3 separate regions of the Homo sapiens genome follow, and all the other regions are linked to region 1. Evidence: chromatin loops called from intact Hi-C (ENCODE). Cell type or tissue: mammary epithelial cell. All regions are shown on one strand. Links, peaks and the distances in the headings refer to the core of each region. The heading gives the core; the rest is flanking DNA.

Evidence for each region. Peaks named below come from ENCODE experiments on the same cell type or tissue, not always from the same donor. Only the 100,000 strongest peaks of a DNase experiment are listed, where the experiment ranks them.
Region 2: it touches region 1 in a loop (7-fold over the local background); 6 of 110 quality-filtered maps call a loop at or near these places.
Region 3: a loop joins it to region 1, with 8 times the contacts of the local background. A loop is called at or near these places in 4 of 110 quality-filtered maps.

What each region holds. Positions count from the first base shown.
Region 1 is chr21:35,195,121-35,200,764 of GRCh38, forward strand. No RefSeq gene overlaps it. Among named protein-coding and RNA genes, the nearest start is that of RUNX1, 150 kb to the left of the region's middle. In mammary epithelial cell, for the core only: no CTCF peak of the experiment used is centred there; a DNase peak (open chromatin) is centred at 3,041; H3K27ac peaks cover 2,500 bases.
Region 2 is chr21:35,135,588-35,141,231 of GRCh38, forward strand. No RefSeq gene overlaps it. Among named protein-coding and RNA genes, the nearest start is that of RUNX1, 89 kb to the left of the region's middle. In mammary epithelial cell, for the core only: a CTCF peak has its summit at 3,149 (motif pointing right); a DNase peak (open chromatin) is centred at 3,284; H3K27ac peaks cover 2,500 bases.
Region 3 is chr21:35,372,155-35,377,798 of GRCh38, forward strand. It overlaps LOC100506403 (a long non-coding RNA gene), which reads right to left. Exons shown (of 3, transcript NR_073512.1): 3 at 353-639. Among named protein-coding and RNA genes, the nearest start is that of RUNX1, 330 kb to the left of the region's middle. RefSeq lists a silencer at 5,377-5,644. In mammary epithelial cell, for the core only: no CTCF peak of the experiment used is centred there; a DNase peak (open chromatin) is centred at 3,167; H3K27ac peaks cover 1,337 bases.

The DNA of each region.
Region 1 (5,644 bases), core at 1,750-4,249:
TTTCCTATCTCCACCTCCTCTCCACCTCTCATGCATTTCTACTCTGGCTTCTGCAGGCCCCTAGTCATTTCTTGCCTTGATTAAGTGCAAGAGCCTCTAATCATTCTTTCCACCATCAACAGTGTTCTCCTGAAAGCCATTCCCTGGAGTCACCAGAATTATCTGGTACCAAATCAAACCAAAACATGGCACGTCCCTTGAATGAACCCTTCAGTGGCTGCTATCACCTCCAAAGCAAAGCCCAAGTGCCTTAGCAAGAACTTTGGTCACCTCCCCAGGAAATACTCTCACTCCTCCTGACTCATGCATGCTGTCAATATGGAACTCCTAAAGTTCTCAAGGATGCCCTGCCTGGAAGGCTTCCAAACCCACTTTGTCACAGTTCTCCTTGAAGGGTCTGTGATTCAGCTCAGGGACTATCTCTTTCTGATTCCTCTTATGACACCTTAGGCTAGCCTAAGCCCTCTCCCTTCTATATGAATAAAACCTTATACCTGCACCTATTATTTCATTTACTTTATAATGCATGCATTTTTGTGTAATATACATATATATATGTATATGCACATATATGTATTTATGTATATCTATATACCTCTATCTAATCTATCATCTATCTCTCTAGTCATTGCACTTGCTTTACAATGATTCACATGAGTTTGTCTAACCCTACTCATCTACGGACAACTTAAATCCAGTAATGAACTTGTTCAGTCACCTATGAATCTCCAGTGACTACTGTGGTACATGGACTAAACAAAGTCTGTATTCTATCAATACTTTTGGAAGGAAATTATGAAGAAATACAGTTCCATCTCTCCCACAAACAGATCAGAATGTACGGAATAATAACTGGCTTGCATAATTTGGATATCTGTCCCCTCTAAGCCTCATGTTGAAATTTGATCCCTGTTGTTAGATGTGGGGTCTAGTAGGAGGTGTTTGGGTTATGGAGGTGGGTCCCTCATGAATGGCTTGGTGCTGTCCTTGCAGTAGTGAGTGAGTGTTCACTCTATTTGTTCCCTCAAGAGTTCACCCCCTAGCCGGTTGTTAAAAGACCTTGGCACCTCCCTCCCCTCTCTCTTGCTTCTTCTCTCACCATGTGACTTGCACAAGCCTGCTCCTCTTCACCTTCCCCAGTGAGTGGAAGATTCCTGAAGCTCTTATCAGAAGTAGATGTTGGTGTCATGCTTCTTGTACAGCCTGCAGAACTGTAAAACAAATAAACCTCTTTTCCTTATAAATTATGCAGCCTCCGTAAGTATTCGAGGAGAGCTTTCTATGTGCTCAGCGCTCTTCCAGCTGCTAGAGATACAGCAGAAAACAAGATACGAGAAGTCCAACTTAGCAGAGATCACATTCCAGGGTGCCAAGTATCCTGACAACATAAAAGTCAGCACATAAATGAACAAAAGGACTTCTGACAGGGCTAAGTCATTCAATTAATTTTAGAAATATTTATTGAACTCCTGTGTAAGGGTCAGATACTCTTCTGGGTCCAGAGCGTAGAGAAAGTAACAAAACAAATATCCCTTCCAACATGGAACATACAGATGAAATTCAAAAGGGGCTGGACAATGGTAGAGAGTGACTTGGTATAGGAGCTACATTCAATAGTACGGCCAGCTAGGGCTTCTTTAGGAGACACTGTTTGTGTTCAAGTTTGAATGATAAAATCAGCAAAGCACAGAGCTGGGATTGAGAGGGTGGAATATTCCAAGATAGGGAAAGATGATGAGCTTGGTGTACACTGTACAGTAAATATAGCAGTCCTGAGACTGCTAGCCTGATGAACACCTACTTGCAAGGTTGGTCCCTGGTTCACATCTGAAAATTGGGATTTCAGTAATGTTTCCACCACTAGAGAGTGGCTTAATTAATTGATAAGCTTTAACTAATTGATAAAGTTGGTTTACCATACCTGAAGTGTTTATAAACACAATGGGACTTATGCTGAACACCTGCTTTTCTTGGAGAGTCTGGAATGTTGGTGTGTGTTAGGGGAAGAGTGCCTATGTGATAAGCCCCAAATAAAAACTCTGGATACTGAATCTCTAACAAGCTTCCCTGGTAGACAACATGTGTCACAATTCAATGCTAAAGGAATTAAGCATGTCCTGTACGACTGCGCTGGGAGAGAGGACTCATAGAAGCTGGTTTCTTGTTTCCTCTGGACTTGAACTCATGTGCCTTTTCACTTTGATCATCTCCTTTGGTATCTTTTCATTATAATACACTGTAGCTGTGAATATGACCATATGCTGAGTCCTGTAAGTCTTTCTAGTGAGTCATTGAATCTGAGAATGGCTGTGGGGATCCCTAACACATCGTGCATACTTACTTCGTGTAATTCATGTCATATATTTGAAGAAAGGGGTTAGTATGAACAAAAGAGTTGGGTTTAGTGCTAAAGACAGACAAAAACAAGGGATGTGTTTTGCAGGAAAGACCAGCTTAAGAGAATCAACACCAATAAGGCTGCATGGTAATAAAACCTTTGGCAGGTTTCATTCAACTGCTTTGACTCTTTTTTGGTCCTTTTATGGTTTTCTCATCATACCATTCTTTCTAAGTAACTCCAAGACTTTAGGCATTTAAGTTATTCCTGGATATTGGCCTAAGCCTTTATCTTCTTAAAATGGTTCTTCCACGTTTACAACCATTACAATTCACCAAACATAAATTAACTGTCTTTGAGACTCCTCAAGATTACATTACTCCATCATTCAATGAATAGTTATTGAGTACAGATATTTTATTGCAACCCTAAGTACTAAGGTAGCCATTGCTGATTCAAAGATGACTAAGACAAATCCATCTCTATTCTCAAGGAACTTGCTCAAGGGAAGAAAAGTGCCAAAGAAAAACAGGCAAAAGGGCTTTGTTCGGATGGCAGTTTTGCAATTGCATATAAGTTTTCAGGGCCTTCTGGCCATCCAAAGCCACATGTCCTATGCCACAGCCATGCTCCCAACAGGTGAACATAGAAAACTGTAGGTGAGTCAGCATATGGAAAATGCAGGGGATTCCTGAAATAGTACTGAGTCATTAATCACTGATATCCTGGCTCAGTTCACGAAGCAACTGGGAGTAAATAAGCAAAGAAAGTGAACTAATGCTTAGAAGATGGAAATACCCCTGGGGACATTTGTTGAGTCAGTATAAGAACGTGGAAAACTTCAACAGTCATAGATTCAAATGGAATGAAATAAGAGGAGAAGAACATTCCCCAACAGCTTGATCTCTCATCAAAAATTGCTGGCAAGCACCACTCTTCTGAATTCTCTACTTTGGGAATTGGAGGAAGGAAGAAAAGAAAGGAATAAAATGTTGTTCTGATCTCAGCGGATTCTAAATTTATGTGATGTGACAACACATAGTACACAAACACATAGCTAGTGTTTGATGTGTGATGTTGAATTGACTTATACAAGGCAAATTATAATACAAAGGAAAAATAACATAGAAGAAAACAACCTGGAGAAACTGATGGGAGGGAAGATAGGCTTTGGAAGGGGTAAATTAATTAACTCAAAATAAGATAGTTTAAAAAAACAAACAAACTACAAATGGGGATTCATATGTACGGGTTGTTTCAAAATATTGAGTCTTGCCAAAGTTGCCTTGAGAGAAAAGTGAAAGTGACACTAGATATTGATATGTTTGGTTTAGTGGTACTTCCCACTAAATTTGGAGCTTCTCAAATATTATAAAGTGAATTTCTGATAGCCAGTTGCTTCACTGATTTCCATTGCAAAATCAAGGATGTGTTTTTTTCTTTTTTTAGGAAACAAAGATTTCACTTACATGTAAAAGATATATTTAAGAACATAGTAAACTTCTAAAAGCACAGCTTAAAGAAAAAGAACCACCCACAACAAAACACTTTTTTCAAAATATCAACAGTCATAGAACACACACACACACACACACACACACACACACACATATGTATCATACAAATGTTGAATTGGTTTACAGTTGTTTGTACATTTCAGCTAAAGACCTAAATGTAGAAAATTGACCAAGTCATTTCATGAAACTCAGTGACCTTCATGTTCAGCATGGTACTTTCCCATTTTTTCTACTTTCTTCACTTAAGAACTTATTCCTACATATCTCTTTTAGCACATGTACACATTTCAGCATCCCTGATGTGAAGAGAGAGGGTCGAACACCCCAAGGACTGTGAAACTAACAATCATTGACTGCATCCTCCTATTCAGTATTGTGCTAAGCACTAGACGGTCTGATGACATTTAATTCATAAATGCAGTGCACAATGGGTGTTCTTATTCTCATGTTACAGTAAAGGCTGAAATGTCCATACTCTCTTTTGCTCCAAACAACAGGCTCTGAGAAGGCTCATCCACCGATAATGCCACATGCAAGGCTCGTCCCATCAGCATTTGCCAGTCCAGTCCAGGGCGGGCTGCCAGGCCTGCCATTGTCTAGGGCTATTGGATCTCAGTGTTTGGGAGGACGCTTCATCCAGCCACACCAAATGCATGACTTTGAGGGACACCACCCCTCTTCAAAAACTGGAAGCAACTCAGCAACCTAACCAGCAATTTCACACAAACCAGGTCAGGGAGATGATAGCTTGTCCATGGGTTTACTTATGAAAGCTGCTCAGCAAATTTATTGTAGCTGGGTAGTAATGCAGGTTTGGTGACTCTTCAATGCCACATCTGCCCCTAAAGGAGTTCCAGGAATTCTGATGGAAATTCACTGAGTTTTACTTCTGTGCACATTCTGTCACCCAGGCTGGAGTGCAGTGATGAAATCAAAGCTTACTGTAGCCTCAACTTCCGAGGTTCAAGCAATCATCCTGGCTCAACCTTCTGAGTAGTTGGGACTATAGGTGCATGCCACTATGCCAAAATAATTTTTTAATTTTTTTGCAGATATGGGGTCTCACTGTGTTGCCCAGATTGGAGTGCAGTGCCACGATCATAGCTCACTGCAGCACTGACCTCCAGGGCTCAAGCAATCCTTTTGCCTCAGCTTCTGAGTAGCTGGGACTACAGCTGTGCACCACCATGCCTTCTAACATTTTTAATATTTTTTGTAGAGGTGGGGTCTAATTATGTTGCCCAGATTCATCTCAAACTTCTGGGTTTAAGCGATCCTCCTGCCTCAGCCTCCCCAAGGGCTGGGATTACAGATTTGAACCACCATACCCAGCCCTTTACAGGTTCTTTAGCTTCTCCTGTGGATGCCAGTCCACAGGGACAGAATGCAGTACTCAAAGCTGAGAAGACAAGTTTTGCGCTTGCACAGGATTCCCCGTTAAAGCAAATAACAATAATGTGAAGTGAAATGCTGTCTTTCAAAAAGTTATTTGCTCTTCACAGATTTTTTTTTCAGTGAATCCTTCCCATTTCTTTTACATAAGACATTTCCCAAGTCTCATCACCTTTCTTAGGCCACAGGTAATTCAGAAAGCTATAGATTTAATAATTAATAGGATTCTACCAGACCATTTCTTTCCTTACATTTTCAATCAATCAGTCATTAGCTATTGAGCATCTATGATATCTTTCACCCTCCTTGGAATAAAAGCATTATTTTTTAAAAGTTTTCTTGGCTTCACTGACGCATGTTCCTATCCTTTCTCCATGAATAACACTTGTTTGCTCAA
Region 2 (5,644 bases), core at 1,849-4,348, 59 kb before region 1:
AATTTTCTGCTCTTGTCAATGAAAAACAGACGCCAGGACGACTTGCTTGCATTCATCTGAATCCACATGGCAGCGTCAGAAAGCTGGTGAGCCTGGTGGGCCGGGGGGAGCTGTGGTCTGGGGCAAGGGCTGGTTCCTTTGTTTTCATTGGCATGGCTTATGGAAAAGTCAGAGAAAATGAATTTCAAATGATGGGTCAAAACTCAAGATTTGAAACACATTTCTTCCATCCTGTAGGTCTCATGGATCCATGGAAATAATTTTGATAACTTTAACTCCATTTCCAGTTGCAGGTATGTTGTCCATAGAGTTCCATTAAACAATATTTTTATTTCAGTCATTTACCATTCAATGAGTCTTTTAAATCCTGTAAAGTCGTGGAAAAAAGTTCAAATTGGCTATAAATGATTACACTAATTTTCTGTTTTCTTTCCATTTCTTTTCTGGTTTTCCTTTTAAAATTGCCCCTCTTGCCTGCAGCATATTTTGCATCAAAAAATGTATGGAGGATGGAAGACCCTTTTCACGCAGCAGCTGGGACAGAGTATTGCTCAGGCAACTTGTTCCCTCACACTAATTTTTGTCTGCATTGTAAAAATATTTTAAATGGTTTTGCATGCTGCATGAAAATGTGGAAATAACTTATACTGTTTGGTGGTAAAATGTAAGAAATTAGACAGATGCATGAATGCTCTTATGGGCAGAAGAGAAGCAGCTGCTTTCCAAAAACACTCTGAACTTTCAGAAAAGGGAACAGTCACTGATTCTAGAATCAGGAGGAAGAATACATAAATGTTATCTGCTGCTCCTTTTGGTTAATTTGGTTATGGAAGGCAGCTTCTGAAAAGGGTCACACGCACCGTATTTTGGCATAAAAAACAGAATCACAAGGAAGAGAAGTACCTCCCCCACCCCCACTTGGGCTGTGGGAGGACCCTCATCCATCAGCGTCTCTGGTACAGGGATAGCTGCTGGCTCAGTGGCTCTGGCCTTCATCCTGGGGTCCTGCTGCTGCCAGGGTGCTGTCTTCTCACCTTTTCAAAGACCCTCATCTCTACTGTCCCATATCCATCCCTGCTGACCAAAGCAAAACTAGGTTTTTCTTGCTTTTCCTGGGCTGAGCCTCTTATTGTTCCTAGACACAGCCAGCCTGGTGAGCACAGGCAAACTGGACATTGGAAGACCCAGCTGCACAAAGACTCCTTCCTGTGAGAGGCTTGGAGAAGACTTTGCTCTAGACACACAAGGGAGCCTGTGGGAAGGTGAGAGAGATATCCCTTCTCATTCCAAGCCTCTACCGGGAGGAAAGGTTGCTCCCAGAGTTGGGGTTGTGGAGCTGTTTATCAGGGTTGGGTCAGATGGAAAAACAGAGGACTGTATGTAACCTAAGGTGAAGTAAAGAATCTAAATATGCTCAGAGAAAGGCCTGGCCTTTTGCTCTCAGCTTCTGGGAAGTGATCTGTGCCTTTGGAATGTCATGTCTGATAGGAGTGGCTTTGTTTGCCTGCAGGCCTTGGACCAGCCAGATAGTGACAAGGTGATTTTGGGTGGGGCCTTGGGTCACATCAACAAGCCTTAGTGAAGATGGGGGCTTTAGGTCATGTGGTCTCAGCTTGGTCTGAGGGGCTGGGAACTGAGCCCAGTTACCTGGGCAGCCAGCCATGCCTAGGTGGTGATAAGACCCCAGCGGAGCCCCTGGATGCAAAGGCTCGGGTGGGTTTCCCTGCGTGGTGTGTTGTTGCACAGCATGCTGGAAAAGTGATGCTGTTGTTATTCACAGGGAGAGGACGATGGAAGCCCTGCCTTTGGTACTCTCTGGGTTCCGCTCTATGTGCTTCTTTCCTTAGCTGATGTTAGCTGCATTCTTCCCGGTAATAAACTGCAATCACCAGTGAATAGCTTTAGTGAGTCCTGTGCTCCTTCTAGTGACTTATTGACACTGAGTGTGTTTTTGAGAGCCCCCTGAACTTGAAATTGATGTCAGAAGTGAAGGTGGTTTTGTAGACACTGTGGCTCTAACTTTGCAGTTGGATAGAGGTGGCAGGAGTTCACCTGTATTTTTTTTTCCCCTAAAGTAGGGTCTAATTCACCCCCATCAAGAGGTGTATTCTAGAATTTGCACACGGACCCCTTTCTTTCTCATTTCTGTGCTTTTTAACAGAACCACTAACTCTTATACCCTCTCGGCCATACATTATCCACTCACATTATTTTCATTTGAATCACATACTCACGTTAGTAATTCCTTCTTACTTGTAGCTGATGAAGTTTGTTTGTTTATTTATTTATTTATTTATTTATTTATTTTAGGTTCTATTAACATTGACATACCAGGCCCCCAATACATGTGAGTTCTCATCTCTATTAGTTTTCTGGAGCTGCCATAACAAAGTACCACAAATTGGGTGACTTAAAATAACAGAAATTTATTGTCTCACAGTTCTGGAGGCTAGAAGTCAGAAATCAAGGTGTCGGAGGGCCATGCTCCCTCTGAAAACTGTAAAAGAGGCTTCTTCCTCATCTCTCTCATAGCTTCTGGTGGTTGCCAGTAGCAGTACTGGGCACTCCTTGACTTGTAGATGTATTATTCGAATTCTCTGTCTGCACATGGCCCTCTCCCTGTCTGCACAAGGCATTTTGTTTTTTTAAATAAGGACAACTATCACATTGGATTAGAGACCCACCTTACTCCAATGTGACTTCATCTTAACTCATTACACCTGCAATGGCCCTATTTCCAAATAAGGATACTTTCCATGAAACTGGGGGTTAGGACTTCTATACACATACACAGATGTGTGTGTGTGTGTGTGTGTGTGTGTGTGTGTATAGGAGGACATAATTGAGCCCATAACCCCATCCATTTCCCCTCATGAAAGATAAAGCTAAGTATGTGAGCTCCTGCGCCTCAGTTCCTTCCTCTGTGAAATGGGAAAGATTATATCACCACTTCCCATCCTGGGAAAGGATGAGAAGAGATACAGCCTCTACATGCACAGCACTGGGCACACAGTGCAGAAATAAGAGCTCATTGTCTCTGGGAGGACTGTTTCTAAGTAGGGTGTTTTCTAATGCATTTAAGTTCATTAAAAGCCAAGGTGTGCAACGACACTCCCCTCACCTGTGCTTTCTCGTCCTTCTGCCACCAGGTGCCAGGGGAGCCAAGAAGAGCAAAACCAAGGAGGCATTGTTTCCTCCAGAGCCTCATTCATCAACTCGCTCTGAACAGTTAGCACGCTCAGACAGTCATCTTCTGCACCTTGCCTTTCCCTGTGTCTTGACTGAGGGCTTATCTGAGAGCCTTTTGTTCAGGCTCATAATTATTCAGTGACTCAGGAGCCCACAAGCATTACCCACGGAGCCAGACAAGACCAGCAAGCTCTGAGGACCACCTGTTCCAAGTCATTTCCTGTGTGGGCGGCAACTTCACAGGGCTGAAAATACGAGTTACGGTAAAAATGTCTTCAACCCTGGCGCGCTGGATTGTTGAAACTCGATGGAATCTTGCTTGATTATGTTCAGGCCAGACACATTTCATTATCATTCTTTGCATATATATTAAAAACTCTAACCCCTTTACAAACAAATGTTCTCAAGGGGCAGACAGCACACCCTTGCCTCATGACATTGCTCTAATAGAGAAAACACCCCAGTGTTTCACCCATTAGGTCAGATCCACGAACACAGAGTGCAGTTGGGAAGGATGTGGGCAGTAATGAAGGTGGTGCTTTTTGCTCCTGTGGGTGCTATGGACAGGTGAGGGTTCAAGGATATTAACAACAAATTTTAAGCCATACCTTACACTACATTGGAGCTTAATCAAATTCTCTGTTCACAGTATGCCTAAATTGGCCAATGGAACGGAAAAAAAAAAAAAAAGCAACCCACCCCCAAGAGTTATTTATGTCATGTAGACAAAACCTGGGTTCGTTGACTGATTATTTCCACTCTCTAGTGATGGTCGTTGCATTTTCACTCTGAGTTGAATTGCTGCATTTTTCCATAAATATATCTGCTCCTCTGGAAGAAGCTTTGTTGCTTAGCCTTATTGCCCTTCACGTCTGCCTTTCTGACCTCATAGACTGTCAAGTTCTTAGTTGGTGACTAAAGTATAAAAGTAATTTCTTTCTCTCTTTTTTAAAATTATTAAAGCCACACATGCTCACTACAGAAAAGTTAGAATGTAGATATGTGTGAAGAAAAGAAAAATTAGCCATTAGGCCCACAATCTAGGGAAAACTCATTTTGGGCATTTGGATGGCTTTAATATGCATTCACTATTAAATGATGAATATGATATTATACATAGTATACTAATATATTATGATGATGGATCAGTGCTGATGTGTTTTAACATAAATGTATATGTTAGTAATGCTGCTGTTTTATCTTAACAGTTTTTCAAACTTGCATTGTTTTGCCCTTCAGCTAAAAGGGTAGGGAATTTGCTAGGGATATAAATTCATTAATCATAAAAATTATGTCATAACAGCCTGCACAGAAATCACAATAGGATGCAGGACATAGATTAGACTAGAGTTGAGATTCTTGCCCCAACCACAACTGTTCAGGCTTTGAAAAGAAAACAAATCTTTTTTTTTTTTTTTTTTTTTGAAATGGAGTCTCACTCTGTCACCCAGGCTGGAGTGCAGTGGTGCGATCTCGGCTCACTGCAAACTCCGCCTACCAGGTTCACGCCATTCTCCTGCCTCAGCCTCCCAAGTAGCTGGGACTACAGCGCCCACCACCACACCCAACTAATTTTTTTGTATTTTTTAGTAGAGATGGGGTTTCACCATATTAGCCAGGATGGTTTTGATCTCCTGACCTCATGATCTGCCTGCCTTGGCCTCCCAAAGTGCTGGGATTCCAGGCGTGAGCCACCGCGCCAGGCAGAAAACAAATCATTTTTAAGCACTGATTCTAAGTCAGCATTGCCCGGTTAAGCTCTTACATTTTCACCAGAAATCAACCCCCGAGACTTAGCAAGTTTGAGTGACCTGTTCCCAGTGGTGCTGTTCTGACGTGTCTGATGTCAGATCAGAAGCTCAGGCCTTCCAACCCAACGCATAAACTTTCTTTTGGTATAAGTATGTTCTTTGTATTGCTTATACTAAAATAATTATTTGTTGTTCATCTGAAATTCAAAGTGCATGGAGGTCCTGTATGTTATCTGGAATCTCAGTGGAATGAACTAGGGGTTTTATAATCAGCATTTGTCCCTACTGCTGAGGCTGTGGCATGTGAGCTGTTAAGTATTTTGACCGTATCCTTCTGCAAACACTGGACCATTTTGTCTTTCATGCAGCCGACTTATTTATGATCAAGGAGAACGGTATAGGGAAATAGACCCAAGTTCATATTACAGGAAGATTGTGTGACGTTACAGAAAGAAACATAACCACCTGGTTAAAACCTTAGCTGTGTGATCTTGTACTAGTTACTCAACCTCGCTGAGGCTGGGATTATGCAAAATGGGGCCAAGCACACCTGCTTCTCAGAGTTTTGGCCATAATGAATGAGGTAATGCATACTATCCCATAACGGGCTCTCAGCTGCAAAGGGAACTGTCTTATCTACACTTATAATTTAGTCAAGTCAACTAAAATGCTGACTGCTCCAGTCCCATACCTACCTCCCATAC
Region 3 (5,644 bases), core at 1,842-4,341, 180 kb after region 1:
TCTGAACAACAAAATGGAAAACCTCAGTCTTCAAAAACCTCATGGACTTTTCTCAGCTTTTCCACCAACACACTGGACTCCATTCTCTCTGCTGTCTAATTGCATCTGATAAACATATTTATGTAGGCAAAGAATGAGCCCATTTGAGTTTCTATCTTTGTTTTCCCACAGGGAGACGCACAAAGATGTTCGGTCCTTTCCTTCTGAAGGCTGGACAGTTCTGTGTGACGCACACACATATTTCTAAGCGTTTTGCAGCACTGTGACATTGCTTAATGCAACTCACAGGGGTGTGAAGGGCTGAAAAGACCTTTGAGGTGAGTACATGTGATGAAACAACACAGAGAAAAAGTGTAGCAGGGACTAATTTATTTACGGTAAAACAGTTCCTATTTCTTTACCTTCAGTCACTCTAATCATGTTGAAGTGAGGTTCAAAGAGAAAGAAATGGAGCCTGGACCACACCATGAGAGCCTGGAAGGAAAGGTGTAGCCCTGAGCTCATCCTCTGCAGAGGGGAACAGGCTTCTCAGGCCAAGGTAGATGACAAGGAGAGCTGGCCTCCACCAGAAACTGCCAAAAGCTGTAAGAAGCTCCTATCTGGCTCTAGGCCCTTCATAACCAGACGTTGATTTAGACCCTAGGAAGAAGACAATGTGATAGGATTCATATAATTTATATAATTAATAATTATGTAATAATTATTATTTATCTTATATATTTATATAAGCATATATTATAATTAACTATATAATTTATATGATTAATTGTATTAAATATTCATATAAAAATGGGCTTTTAATATATTGAATACATATCAATATACCATTTTGATATCATATATAAATTATAAATTGCATTGTATAATTATATATTATACTTAATTATATAATTTATATAATTATATTAACTATTAATATAAAAATTGTGCTTTTAATATATGGATTACATATCAATATAGCATACTGATATAAAAATTAATCCCTCAATTTAATTCCATTCATTTATCACCCACAATCATTTATTGAGCACCTGAAAGCCTGAGTTGAGTACCTCCATGCACTTATGGAGCACTCAGTCCCTTCCTGGCACCATTCTGTATACTGAGGACATGGAGATGAAAATGCACAGCCCCCCACCCCCTGTGCTCTCACAGTGGCTCGCAGCCCGTTGCACAAACTGAAGCATAAATAAGTCATTACAAGGTGAGGGGAGCCACAACAGAGGTGTAGGCAGAACAAGACACAGCATAAACAAGGGCCTACAAACTCCACCAAGAAGTGATGGATGACATTCTCAAGCATGACAATGAGTGCGATATTTGGCGAGGGTGGGTACTCTGGGTGAGCAGAGATAACTTGGAAAAAAGTATCTGAGTCAACGGCACAACAATTTACAAAGGGGTCCTCCAGGAAGTATGCTATGCAAAGTATGGAACAAATGAAGAAAGATGTTGCCTCCAGGGGACTTTCTAGCTCCTATTTTTAAAAGGATGTGTGTTTTTAACTCCTTGAGATTAGCAGCATATGAAATGCACACCAATTACCCATACTTTTGATTGATTGCCTTTAATCCTCCACTCCTCTTATATGTGGTTACAAATCCTGCAAAATTTTGATGAAATCTCCTAAAATGATAAAGCAGTGATGCCAACAGATACATAGCCTAATGATATGCAGAAGCAGAAGATAACATAGAATTAGTGAACACAGAAATGGAAAAGTCTCAATCTCACTATTAATTAAAAGTATGCATTTAAAAAAACAGTAACTTTCTGTTTATTGTATTATCACATATTTTGCACAGTGATCATGTCTAATCCTGGGAAGCATCGAGTGAATCTATATATTTACATGTGGCAATTGTACTATATGTCTTTAGACCATTGACCTCAAAAGAAAGGAAAAAAGAAAACCTCTATGCACAAAGATGTTCACGTCAGTATTATTTATGAAATTAATAACAAAAATAGAGAAGCAAATGAAACTTCCAAAATTAATAAGAGTGTTAAATCACTGTACATTTTTAGATGAGTCATGGTATTATTCTTAATATTAACATTTATAATTATTAAAGCTCCTGTCACATGGAAACACTTTCAACATAATGATTATCAAAAAGTGTTAGAAAATGACATGTATACTATGGTTTCAACTGTATAAGATATTTATTTACATAGACGAGAATCAGAAGGAAATATCAAAATAACAGTTAATATTACATAAACACTTTTTTGTTATCTTGAATACTCAGACTTTCTGCTAATACTTTTTAAGCAGTCCTAATAAGACTAGAATTTGGATCATTTAATAAACCCCATAGTAAGGAAACAATATGCGTAGCACTTCTACAAAAGTCTTAGACACACACGCACACCTTCATGTTAAGGTGAAAAATGTACAAGCATATGAAATTAAGAAAAAATTGCCTCATATGGATGGGAGTGAAGATTCATTCCAAATTTTGCCTTGAGTAGATTTGCAAGTTGTCATTACAGTGCCTTCTCTTATTTATCAGTCTGAGCACAATGGCAGAACTCGGTCATCTAAATTATCCATTTACCTTGTATATGGAATTAAGAGCTCTGTGTTAGGGAGCTCCAAATGTCAAGAGGCAGAGTCATGCCGGGGATTGATTCTGTAGATTAGAACATCTCCACCAAGGCATTTGGCCTGTGAGATGTCTAAGTAGATTAATTGAAGTAGAAATGCATTATTTATTATTTAACACTTAGTGAAAGCAGTCAGCAAGCTAGGTTTAATAATGATTTCTTTTAGACACTCACCGATGCATAAGAATTAGGTAAACATGACCCAATCATTACTTGAGAGGTTTATCAGGTTTCAAATCAGAACTTCTTTTTTTTTAAAGAGGCAATTAGCATTGTGATATTCCTCTTGCCTATTAGAAAAGATAAGTTTTATGATATCTATGGGATCTCTAAGAATTAGGCCTATTTAGACAAGGAATGAGAGAGGACTTTTACACTGTTGACAGAGGTCCATTCAGTCAGGGCTATGTTTCTGATCCCTGTAGATAAGTCTAGAAGACAGGAACACACTAACTGGCCTCAACATTCCTAATGGTGACTACTAATTATTTCAGAATTGGAGGAAGACTTGCCTTCCTGTTACAGCTGCCTGGATTGCTGGAGTCTGATTCATACCTAGCCATGTAAGGGAAAGCTCATCTTCTGCCTGGACAGTGTCTTGGCACTCCTGGATGCCTGGCCCCTTGGTGTGTGCTCCCCATAATGCATAAGTTGCGTCATATTTCTGGAGTCACTTCACCCAGCACAGACTGATCTGAATCTTCTTCTTTTTCAGTGAAGTCAGCCTTTGACCAGAGAATCCCTAAGCCATGGATTCTTTCTGGCTTTGGAAGATGGGACAGAAGATGTAGATGGTTAACCATCCCCCAAGGATGGAGGATCTCACTACCCTTCACACCCAGGGATGACCTCATCATTAGCTCTAATATGAAGTCTAATGCTTCCAGTTGCATAAGTTGGGGCAAAGTACTTACTCTCTCTAGGGTTCACATTTTTCATGGTAAATGATGTCTATGATAGAGGGGTTACTGCTGGGACTAAAGACAGAAAACAGGCCAACGGCATTCTCCAGTGGCTTACAGACAAGCAGTGCCTGATGTATTTTGGGTCCTCCATATCACTTTTTAAAAAAATTATGGTAAGAACACTTAACATGAGATCTGCCCACTTAAGAAATGTCTAAGTGTACAACACAGTATTGTTATCTATAGGTACAACGTTGTACCGCAGATCTATAGAACTTGCTCGTCTTGCCTAACTGCAACTTTATGCCCTTTGAATAGCAACACATCAATTTCCTCCCACTCTCAACCCCCGGCAACCACCTTTCTACTCTCGCTCCTGTGAGTTTGACTATTTTAGATGCCTCATGCTACATTTGTCTTTCTGTAACTGGCTTATTTCACTAAACACAGTGTCATCCAGGTTCATCCATTCTGCTGCATATTTCATGGTTTCCTTTTTTGTTCAGGCTGAATAATATTCTATTGTATGAATATACCATATTTTCTTTATCCATTTTTTTTTTTTTTTTTGTGAGATAGAGCCTCACTCTGTCAACCCAGGCTGGAGAGTAGTGGTATGATCTCGGCTCACTGAAACCTCTGCCTACTGGGTTCAAGCAATTCTCCTGCCTCAGCCTCCTAAGTAGCTGAAACTACAAGTGCACACCACCACATCCAGCTAATCTTTGTATTTTTAGTAGAGATGAGGTTTCACCATGTTGGCCAGGCTAGTCTCAAACTCCTGACCTCAGGTGATCCACCCATCTCGACCTCCCAAAGTTCTGGAATTACAGGCATGAGCCACCACGCCCGGCTTCCTTCCACTCTTTCAGCAATGGACATTTAGGTTATCTCTATACCTTGGCTATTGTGAGTAGTGATGCAATGAACACGGGAGAGCAAATATCTCTCTGAGGTCTTGATTTTGATGATTTTGGATAAATACCCAGAAGTGGGATTGCTTCCACTGGTAGTTCTATTTTTAATTTTTTTCGTTGTCCTCCACAGATTTCTCTAACACATGCTTCTAACTTCAAATTTCTTTACTCATAGCACGGATTCCAGTACCGATCCACTCTCAATGCTGCCCATTTCTGTATTTTTCTGACAATTTCCAAGTATTTTATGAATAAGTATCTCTTTTCTTGGCTAATGGATAGAACTGAAATTGCTTTATAACTACCAGTGGTGACTGTGATGGGAAGGATGACAGCTGATGCTAAAAAATTAACACTGAACTTCAGAGTGGTAGCAAAAAAATGAGGGTTATTTCAGAAACCACAATTTATAAACAACAGACTTCCTAACAGGCTAGAACAATAAGAAAGTAAAATTGTGGATCCCCATCCTTTCAGTGTTGGTTTGTTTTTGTTTTATTATAATTATATAATAAATATTACACTTTCATTTTATATACAGAAATGTGAATATTTAAATTTTATTATAATAGAATCTTTAATAAAATCAACAAATATAGTACACTGGAACAAATACACCTATCTCAGAAAACACATTGAGGGCAGAAAGAATATTCACTTATAAGTGCAATCAGTGCCTTCAATTATAGTTGAGTTCCAAAGATATAAAATGTAAAATGTAACTATATCATATATGATGGTTTGCTTCCTGTGAAATCCACTCATTAATACCTTAAAGGCCTTCCCGTGATCCTGTTTAATAATATATTCTTAAAAGGGTGTTATTCTCTGCAACACACATTTTTAATTCTGGATATTTAAAAAAACAAACTCAACATTTTTCTTGGCATTTTTTGCAAATGAATTGGAGTTCATTCAGACATTCAATTCAGTAAAAACAAAAAACACATACATTTCTGCAGAGCCACAGTTGAAGAGCATGGGCTTAGGAGAGCAGACCCCCGGGTCTGGTCCCAGTTCTCCTGCCCCTCCCCAGCTTACTGTGTCACCTTGGCTGTCCCAAGATGTGAGTTCCTCCTTGGAGATGCAGTTCACAGCCAGAGTGATCGCTAAGCTTCCTCCCTGCATTAAAATTCTATTATTCTAAGTCTTTCTCACTTCTCTGGAATTTCCTGTGATATGGATGCTTGCAATTATTACACCTCTGACAAT